Regions from separate parts of the Homo sapiens genome. Here region 2 is linked to region 1. A link is a contact called in ENCODE Hi-C or POLR2A ChIA-PET data. All regions are on one chromosome and are shown on one strand. Each heading gives the region's core, a stretch centred on a gene start or an enhancer-like site at or near the end of the contact. The rest is flanking DNA. Distances are from core to core; before and after follow the strand shown.

Region 1 (5,140 bases), core at 926-3,425:
TAGATTTCTCAAGGTAATTTGGAGGAGGATCTGGGGAGACTTTTCATGCAGACTGCCTGGCACGCAGCCCAGGAGCCGCTGTGGCAATGTGATTACCGACTGATTTCTGCTGCCAAGCGGCTGGCTCCAGACCGACTAGGCAACAATCCCGTCTCCACCTTCCTGCCCCACCGTCCTTGCTCAGGAGGGCTGAGACTTGGCCCTCTGGGTAGAGAATGATGCATTCAAGTTTCCTGGGTGGCAGACACCCCAGAGCATCCTCTGTGAACCCCTGGATGACAGGAGTCTGAGGGGTGGGGAGGGGGTGTTAGGAAGCAGGAACTAATCCTAACTACAAAAATCACATTAGTCCCTGGTCCTGAGTCATCATTTTAACCCAGAGGTCGCACACGGACATCTAATTTAGCCTGGAGATGGGCTCTTTTGGCTACTACATATTAATAAAGATATATTAATTTGAATTATCAGCATCTAAATATCAGACAACTTTACCTTAGAAACATATATTTCAGGCTCTGTTTGAAAATGGAATGATCTGGCCACCTGGGCCCCCTTTTCCAGCGGAGTGGGGTTGCTGCCTTCAAATGGACATGGGTTCGCTAATTTGCCACAGCCCTCCCTGCCCACTGCACCCTCACCCCTGGCCCTATCACTTATGTATGCCTGCTGCTTGGGCCCGGCACCCATGAAAACTTCAGCAGTTGCAGTGGCTCTGATCTCATGGCATGGGAAGAACCAGGGCCTGGGTTTGAGGTTTGTGTGGTTTGGGACAATTTGCTGTGTGATTTTGCCAGGTCACTTCACCTCTCTGGGCCTCACTTTTGTCATGCTCTACCCATCACCAAGATTGCCTGGAGACTGGGAGACCCCAGATGACAGCTCCTCCAACCGTCCTCCATGCATTTCTCGCACATGTTGTTCTCATTTCCTGGACAACCTTTTCCTCCCCACCATTCTTTGTGGTAAAATCATCATCCTGGAGGCTCAGCTTACAGGCCACCTCCTCTAGGAAGCCCTCCTTCCTAGCAGAGTTGTGGCATGTCCTTCACAGTGCCTTGCTGAGTGCATGTCTCAGATGGGGTGATTGTTAGTAGGACACTGCCCTGGAGGCTCCTGAGGTTGAGACTGGTTCTTGGGCATCTCTGTACCCTCCGCTCCTGGCACAGAGCGTGGCCCTCAGCAGGGCTGGGGAAACCTTTAACACCCTAACCCAGTCCTTTTATCCTCCCCACCCCGCCCCGGGTCACAGGGTGCTGCTGGATAGCTGTGTGGTGTCGCAGGTGGGCGTGGGCCAGAGTGAAGAAGACGGGACCCGGCCCCAGAGCACTTCAGATCAGGTATGAGAAGCACCAGGCACTGGCACCTCTGAGGCCTGGCTTGGCATTGGTGGAAGGATGGGGACCTTGTCCACTTTGCTTACAGGGGGAGTTTTGGCTGGTAAGATGCCCGCAGGACAGAGGGAGCAGGGTGGCGGGTCCTGCGAGGCCCCCTCTTGGCAGGGGTCAGATAGCGGCCCAGGCCGTGGGTGGGGAGACGGGTGGACCCAGCTCGAGTCCTCCTGTGGGTGCCTGGCTTGGGGCAAGTCGCCTCCCCACTCTGGGTCCCAGTGGCCACCTGTGCACGAGGGGGCTACAGACGCCTCCCTTGGGCCTGTAGGAGGACCCAAAAGGGCTTGCACACTGTGAAGAGTGGTGCTGTCGATGCTTTGTTCCCCCATGTGCCAGGCTGCGAGTGTCCCTCATCACAGGTGACACGTCCAGCTGTTAGGACCCGTAGGTCCTGGGTGCACTGCCCTCTACAGGTTGTAGGCTACTCCCAGGATGCCCAGAAGGTGGGCTGGCAGGACCTGACTGGCTGGGCAGGGCAAGAAGCAGAACTGGGCCCATGTGGACTTCTGAAGGCAGATCTAACAGGAGCTGCTGAGACTAGGGCTGGGGGCTGATGGTCACAGTTTCTGTTTTCACTTTATTCTCTGCAGAAGCTGTGGGAGGAAGTTGGGGAGGAGGCCAAGAAGGAGGCTGAAGAGAAGGCCAAGGAGGAGGCCGAGGAGGTGGCTGAAGAGGAGGCTGAAAAGGAGCCCCAGGACTGGGCGGAGACCAAGGAGGAGCCTGAGGCTGAGGCCGAGGCTGCCAGTTCAGGAGGTAGGTGTGGTGGTGGTGGTGATGGGTTGCGCAAGAATGTCTGAGGTCCTTTTAGGCTGGAGGCAGCCTTCGTGCAGGGGCAACCCCTCCTCCTCTCCCTCCATCTCCTTCCCCCCATTGCCCCCTCAGCCACCCTGTCTTCAGGAAAATCCCATCCTTGGTGTCTTGGGGCCACATTATCAGAGCCTACTGATACATCTCAAAGGTTCTAAGGAATTTCACTGAGGCCCAGGACTCCCAGTGGCGCCGGGGAAATCCCGATCCCAGCCAACTCCTTCCTTCCAGCCTCTCCCTGCCAGCCCCTCCTGCAGGCCCCTCCTAACCAGCCCCTCCCAGCCAGTCCCTCCTGCCAGCCTCTCCTGCCACTTCCGCTCAATGAGGATGCAGCTCTTGGGCTACCGCCCAGTGAGGGTTTGGCTCAGACATCACATAGCTGAGTGAAAACTGGAACCAGAACTTCCTAACAGAGTGTCCTGGACTCCATGTCTCTTTATGAGCTTTTCCTGATCTCCAGCTGTACCCAGCACATACATTTTGCTGTGATTTACCACCCTGCCCTCAATCCTGAGAACTCAAGCAATGGCGGAGAAAGAGTCCCAAGGAGTCCAGCAACAGCTGGACCCTGGAGCTGGGACAGGTGGGACCCAACCCCTGGCCGGCAGGTGTTGCGTGCCTTACACTCCACATTCCCCACGCAATGGGTCTTCAGCCGCTCTGTGAGGCAGACAGACCATTTTACAGATGAGAAAACTGAGGCTCTGTGTGTGCGGATTTGGCCAAGAGGTCAAGGCACAGACCTGCATTTCACTCCTGGCTCCTTTCTCTCTTCCTTGCTGTGTGACCCAGAGCCAGTTCTGTGACCTGTCTGAACCATGACTTCCAAATCAAGAAAAAAGGGGCAATAATAGTACCTAGCTCACAGGTTGCTGGGCAGAGTAGGGGAGACAATGTGTCCAAGGCACCCCAAACTGTGGCTGGCACTGAGGGAGGAGTCAATATTGGGACGAGGATGTGTCTCGGCCAGCGAGTGGTTGAAATGGGACTGGACCCAAGTGTCCTAACCCTGGGTATCCTGAGCTTGCTCCCTACTTGGTCTTTGAAAAGTGTTCTCTGTTAACTTCAACACATATTTATAGGAATTCCTACTAAGTCCAGGCCTGGGGCTGGGTCCCCACATGGATGAAAAAGACCAGGAGCAAACAGGTGCAGGCTTGGTTCAGTGGGGTGGGTTCTGCCCCTTCCCAGGTGATTTGGAAGCAGGTGGTCTGGGACCCACACTCTGAGAAATGCTGAGGCATAGCCATTTGCACTCAAAAGTATGGACCTAGACCCAGCAGCTTTGGCGTAACCCAGGAGCTGGTTAGAAATGAGTAACTTGGGCCGCGATCCAGACCTGCTAAATCAGACTCCTCGTGGTAACAAGATCTCCTGGTGATTTGTCTGCACATTTGTGTTTGAGGGGCAATAGCCTTGAGCCCTGGTCCTCAAACCTGACAGCCCATTGGAATCACCTGGGGAGATTTAAAAATTCCTGCTGCCAGGCCTCATCCCAGCCATTAAGTCAGAATCTCTGGGAATGGGCCTGGGTAACAGAAATTGTCAAACCTTCCCAGGTGATTCCAATGCACAGCCCAGTTGGGGAACCAGGGCCATAGGAAGAGTTACTGCTTCTGGTTGGAAGTGAAATTAGTTGACCTCCAGGGCTGCTTTGGACTGGAAAATTCTACCAGGCTAAGAATGTTCGAGTCCTGGGTTTCTTGGGTCTAAGAATCTGAGATTCTGTGAGTTCTGGGTTCTTTGATTCTAATATTTTTGGGAAATGCTGCCGGTGGTTGGTAAGTGGAGGGAGCATGGGAAGTTGGGGGCCTCCTGGGCTGTCCCTCGGTGCTCCTGGGTGGGCCAGCCACATGACCTGATGACACATTAGACGTTGAACTCCAGGGACAAGAGCGATGCTTCTGGCTTTGGGTAGCACTGCTGAAAATGCAGGTAGGCACCAGGCTGGTCGTGTTAGGCTGGTGGGAGGACCCCCACCTATTGTCTCCTCCAACTCTGTGCTCCTAATTGCAGTCCCCAGGGTCACTCCTCTGCCTGAGACTCTCTGGCCCCAGCACCATGGCTACACCATGTCAGAACATGGAGCTGAATTGCCTAGTCCAGGACCAGATACCTGGCCAGGTGGCCTCTGCCTCTGCCCTCCAAAACCTGGTAGAGCATCTCCCTAATGTGCCCAGCTACCGCATCCCAATCACCCGCATCCCTGTCCTCACCTCCCGGAGAACCAGCTTGTCCAACTCCAGCTTCGCCAAGGAGACCAGGAGCTCCATCCGCCAACTAGGTAGCACGATCTTGCCCACCCAGCATTCTCATATCTGTGGCGTGTGCTTCTGCATGGCTGGGGCTGTCTTCCTGCCTGGGTGCTGTGGTCATAGTGTGGACCACTAGTTGCTTATGGAAAACCATCTCCTTTTCCTCTGCCGATCAATACCTTCATCCTGCTTTGTGATAGTGACTTGAGGGGTTGTAGCCCCCTTCTCTTCCTGCCTAAAATTCCACCACAATTAGCAATTCATTTATTTTTTTCTCTCTCTTTCTCTTCCTCTTTCTCTCTTTTCTTTTGTTTTTTTTTTGTTTGTTTGTTTTTTGAGACAGAGTCTCTCTCTGTCACCCAGGCTGGAATGCAGTGACATGATCTCAGTTCACTGCAACCTCTGCCTCCCAGCAATTCTTGTGCCTCAGCCTCCCGAGTAGCTGGGATTACAGGCATACGCCATCACGCCTGACTACTTTTTGTATTTTAGTAGAGACGGGGTTTTGCTATGTTGGCCAGGCTGGTCTCAAACTCCTGATATCAAATGATCTGCCCACCTCGGCCTCCCAAAGTGCTGGGATTACAGGCATAAGCCACTGTGCCTGGCCAGCAATTCATTTCTTTGGGTTAAACATATATTCCTTTCTTTAGGCACATTGTTTTTATACAGGTAAAACCTTATAAACCT
Region 2 (5,140 bases), core at 1,791-4,290, 37 kb before region 1:
TTCTGACTATTACTTTTACTTAAAGCATATGCTTACAATAAAATACATATCTACATCAGAGCTTTCCTTAAAAATCTAGATTCCTGGCTTCTCTCAGAAGCGGGAAATTGGAAGAACTGGTGACCTGGCTGGCCCCTCCAACATAGCACAGTCTGTGGGGAACCCCGTGGCTGCCGTTTAAATAGGGCAGGTGTGGGTGCCCCTTTTCCCTGTGGAGTGTTCCTTCCCCACGGCCTCCCCACCCACTTCCCTCACTTGTGTTTCCCATTAGGGCCCATGTGGCAACTCTGGTAATCTCCGTGCGGTCTCTGACACCCTCAGCCCACCTGTCACCCAAGCTGGAGCCTAGGTATGGGCCTGCACTCCCCCTGTTTGGCCTCCTACCCTGCCCCGCCTGCACCTACTCCTGTTGACTTTATCTGCTAAATACCTTCTAAATCCCTCCACACGCAAGCTCCTCAGTCCATGCGGGGTTATTCACTAGGCCCGTGGGGCTCTTTTGCCCTGAAGGCCCACACGTCTTCCTCTCCTGCATGGGGGCTGTGAGGAGAGGTCTTTCTCTCTCTTTTCCACATACAGAGATGCTTGGGCAGAAGTTACTACTGTTATGACTCCTACCACTGCACCTGTCAACCTCTGCCCAGTTCTCTCTCCATTAATTACAACAGGCTAGGCACAGTGGCTCATGCCTGTAATCTCAGCACTTTGGGAGGCCAAGGCAGGAGGATCGTTTGAACCCAGGAGTTGAGACCAGGCTAGGCAACATAGGGAGACCCTGTCTCTACAAATAATTTTTTAAAATCAGCAGGGCAGGGTGGCACGTATCTGTGGTCCCAGCTATTCGGGAGGCTGAGATGGGAGGATCATTTGAGCCTGGGAGGTCGAGGTTGCAGTGAGCTGTGATCATGCTACTGCACTCCAGCCTGGGCGACAGAGTAAGACACTGTCTTCAAAAAACAAAACAACAATAACAACAATGGCATCAGCAATACTTTTTGAGCACATATTATGTGCCAGGCACTACTCTAAGTGCTTTTTTTTTTGAGACGGAGACTCACTCTTGTTGCCCAGGCTGGAGTGCAGTGATGTGATCTCGGCTCACTGCAACCTCCGCCTCCCAGGTTTAAGCAATTCTCATGCCTCAGCCTCCCAAGTAGCTGGGATTACAGGTGCCTGCCACCACGCCTGGTTAAGTTTTGTATTTTTAGTAGAGATGGGGTTTCACCATGTTGACCAGGCTGGTCTCAAACTCCTGACCTCAGGTTATCAGCCTGCCTTGGCCTCCCAAAGTGCTGGGACTGCGCCCAGCCTCTAAGTGTTTTTTGTGCCTTATCTCCTTCTAACCCCACAACAACACTTTGAGGTAGGCCTTGTCAATTATCCTCATTGTACTGAGCAGTAAACAGAGGCTCAGACCTGGCCAAAGTGTCCTGGGCAGGGAGCAGCAGAGCTGGGACTGGCCTCTTTCATCCTTGCATCTGTCTCCCTCTTTCCTGAAACCATCTGCCCCTTCCCCAAAGGGGATCCTACACTGGTGTCCTAACCTTTGCGGCAGTAGGTGGTGGACTGGCAGTGCTCATCAGGAAGGCAGGCCTTGACGGTGTCCCTGTCCATGTGGCGCAGGGTGGGCAGGGCTGGGTGGTAGAGCTGCTGCTTCACGCCCGCCAGCTGGTTGCGCTGCCGCTCCATGGGAAGCAGGATGGCCGGGGAGGCATACACATGTGTGGAGCCATCGTCCCAGGGCACCAGGTCAATGATGCGGGCCATAGCTGGGGGGCAGAGGGTTCTAAGGGGCTCACCCTGGGCTCATGCTGGCCAGACACCCTTCTCTGCATGAAAACAACCTTGGCCAGTGCCGATGTCTACTTGCCAAACATTTATTTAGCACCTACTGTGTGCCAGGCCATTTTTCTGGAGCTCAGCATGAGGTGGCAGGAACATTCAGATAACAGAAGATAACAGAGACAACCCTCCCACTCCCCTTCCAACACACACATACACACACACACACACACACACACACTCACATTGTGCCATGGCTGTGAGGGAGGTCAGTACAGAGTGTGTGTTTCTGGGGAGGCTGGGGTTAGGACATTCAAGGAATGGTCTAAAAGAGGTGGTATTTGAGTCTATTCGTTTTTTTTTCTTTCTTTCTTTTCTTTTTTTTTTTTTTTTTGAGACAGTCTCACTCTTCTGCTCAGACTGAAGTACAGTGGCGCCATCTTGGCTCAATGCAACCTCTGTCTCCTGGGTTCAAGTGATTCTCCTGCCTCAGCCTCCTGAGGAACTGGGATTATAGGCATCCACCACCACATGTGACTAGTTTTTGTATTTTTAGTAGAGACGGGGTTTCACTGTGTTGGCCAGGCTGGTCTCGAACTCCTGACCTCAAGTGATCCACCCGCCTCAGCCTCTCAAAGTGCTGGGATTACAGGTGTGAGCCACCTTGCCTGGCGAGTCTATTCTTAAATAATAAGCAGGAAAGTGCAGCAGCAAGCGGGTTCAGAATGTAGCTTAGTATGCCGTATACCTCTGGGTGAATAATTATGGACTTGCCCTAGCTATTTACCCAAAATTCTACAGATTGACTCAGAAAGATTTTCAGGAAGGGGAGCAACATGATATATTTAAACTAGAAAAGCATTACTGGATACCCAGTGCCTCCCTTTAAAAAGCAGATAGTCCCAGGAGCCTTTCAGTCATTTACACTTTAGTGAGAATTTGTTGAGACAGCTTGCTTTCTTCCTGACCCTGAGTTAGAGGTGAGAGGTGGAGGTGGAAGCTAGGGTGGCAGGAGGAGAGAGGACCTTAGATCATGGAGGAGCAGGGAGGGGGCATGGTGACAAGGCATGGGGAAGCTGCCTTAGGGGATGTGACTGCCTGGGGAGGGACAGGGAGGGGGATCACGGATATGGGGAAGAGAGCAAGGGCTCCCTGCTTCTGACTCACCAATAGCAGCTACCTTATCTGTAGGGCCCAGGCCCAGGTGCACAGGCTTATAAGGACTTTCAGTTCTTTGACTGCTCAATGGGCAGAAGAGGAAGGGAGGTGGACGAGCCCTTATTATGGACAGCAGCAGAATAAAGGAACATTGTGCACAGACAATGCCCATTGCAGCCTGATTCTGAGGCACCCACTCCTTAGCAACCCTGGCAACTACAGGCTCTAACAAGAGCCTGTGCCAGAATTCCTGTGCTCTGGCCACTCCCTTCCAGCCTTCCTGAAGGCTGTGGTCTCCCAGGCCTTAGCACAGGCCAGGCATCTTGGGAAATGTCAGATGGGGAGCTGGGGTTCCCTGGAGGTAGTCAGGCCAAGGCAGGCCAGAAATGGCTACTGAGCCCACTGCAGGCTGTGTAATCCTGGGCTAATTACCGCCTCTCTCTGGGACTCAAGGCTCTCCTCTGTGTTAGGCAAGGACTCTAGGATCTGCCGTTAGGAGGATCTGGATGCTGAGAGGGATCTCCCCTCCCTGGAACCCTCAGGGAAGAGGGCACTGCACTGTCTGCCAGCCCTTGAGTCTCCAGGAGTGGAGATTAGCTGTGGCCAGTATCCAGGGTAAGCGTGAGGGGATCAGGGAGAGTGGTGGACTCAGCAGGCCAGGGATTAGCAGATGATACTCCACCCTCAGCCCCTGCAGGACTGCAGGCTCCCAGAAAAGCCAGGCTGTGAGTGCCCAAGGCCAGCACCCCAAAGCCCTGGGGCCTGCCCACCATCCTGGTCACAACCATTAGAGACAGACCCCCAAGGTGAGGAAACCCCAGGAGATCCTAACTTATTTGCATATATTGGCATGTGCTTTTGCATATACCTGCCCAGGGGCTGAACCTGATGGGTCTTGGAGCCCCTCCTGTGAAATTCTTGTAGGATTTGTTTCCCCAGTTGCTCCTCCTCCAGTGCTCCATACAGCTTCCAGAACAGCATTCCTAACTGCTACCCCTTACAAAAAACCTTCCCAGAGTTGACTCCACTCACCACCCCACCCCCAATTTATTTCTTGACTCTTTTAAAGTTATAAAATAGAAGAAATACAGAAAGTGAATAAATATCTAATGTAACTAATAATTTACAAAATGAGACCCCGTATAACTACCACCCACCCTGGTCAAGACATGGAGTACTACTTTTAAAACAGTTTATCAGTTTCTTAAAAAATGAAACAGAAATGTACCATATGATTGGGTCATCTGGAAGATTCTACCCCAGGAGGCTTCCCAAGAGAAATGAAAGTATATTGTGAGGCACGATGGCTCACACCTGTAATCCCAGCACTTTGGGAGGCTGAGGTGAGCAGATCACTTGAGGTTGGGAGTTTGAGACCAGCCTGGCCAACATGGTGAAAACCTGTCTCTACTGAAAACACAAAAATTAGCTGGGCGTGGTGGTGCAAGCCTGTAATCCCAGCTACTCAGGACGCTGAGGCAGGAGAATCGCTTGAACCTGGGAGGCGGAGGTTGCAGTGAGCCGAGATCGCAGCATCGCACTCCAGTCTGGGCGGCAAGAGCAAGACTTCGTCTCAAAAAAAAAAAAGTATATATCTTCACAAAGACTTGCACACAAATGTTCATAGCAACATGATGTATCGCCAAAAAGTGGAAACAACCTGTGTCCACTGATGAGTGGATAAACTGTGGTGCGTCTATACCATGCAATACTCTTGGGCAATGAAAAGAAATGAAGTTCTGATACAAGCTACGAGGTGGATGAACCTCATAAAACATTACGCTACATCAAAGAAGCCAGATGTGAAAACTCACATATTGTATGACCCATTTATATAAAATGTCCAGGAAAGACAAATCTATAGACGCAGAAAGCAGATGTGTGGTTGCCTGGGACTGGGGTGTACGAATGAAGAGTGGTTATCATCTGGTGTGAGGGGTCTTACTGGGGCAACGGGAATGTTCTAAAACCAGATGTGGCAAGAGTTGCACAGTTCAGTCAATGTGTTAAAAATCATGAGTTAGGCCGGGGCGGTGGCTCACGCCTGTAATTCCAGCCCTTTGGGAACCCCGAGTGGGTGGATTGCTTGAGCCCGGGAGTTCGAGACCAGCCTGGGAAACATGGCGAAACCCTGTCTCTACAAAAAATATGAAAATTAAATGGGCATGGTGGCATGTGCCTGTGGTCACAGCTACTTGGG

The links. A loop is a pair of places that touch in the nucleus more often than their neighbours do. ChIA-PET counts read pairs that join two places held with the same protein, here RNA polymerase II (POLR2A). Pooled maps may share reads with other maps.
Region 2: a map of heart right ventricle shows a loop between it and region 1 (2.1-fold over the local background). The contact joins the promoter of SPMIP8 here to the enhancer-like site in region 1. A Hi-C loop is called at or near these places in 6 of 168 maps with a recorded cell type or tissue (Right ventricle myocardium inferior, adrenal gland, astrocyte of the cerebellum and 3 more) and 3 of 50 pooled maps. POLR2A ChIA-PET finds 5 or more read pairs at or near these places in 8 of 52 experiments (BJ, H1, K562 and 4 more).

The regions. Positions count from the first base shown.
Region 1 is chr16:57,936,431-57,941,570 of GRCh38, reverse strand. It overlaps CNGB1 (cyclic nucleotide gated channel subunit beta 1), which reads left to right. Exons shown (of 33, transcript NM_001297.5): 15 at 1,250-1,337; 16 at 1,979-2,141. Among named protein-coding and RNA genes, the nearest start is that of CNGB1, 32 kb to the left of the region's middle. RefSeq lists enhancers at 1,113-1,940, 1,941-2,768. Within about 2 kb of position 2,175, at least 5 of the 41 ENCODE cell types and tissues checked have a DNase peak (open chromatin) inside an H3K27ac peak, as active enhancers do.
Region 2 is chr16:57,974,444-57,979,583 of GRCh38, reverse strand. It overlaps SPMIP8 (sperm microtubule inner protein 8), which reads right to left and starts at 3,040. Exons shown (of 8, transcript NM_199456.3): 1 at 2,950-3,040; 2 at 1,545-1,769. The coding sequence starts at 1,767.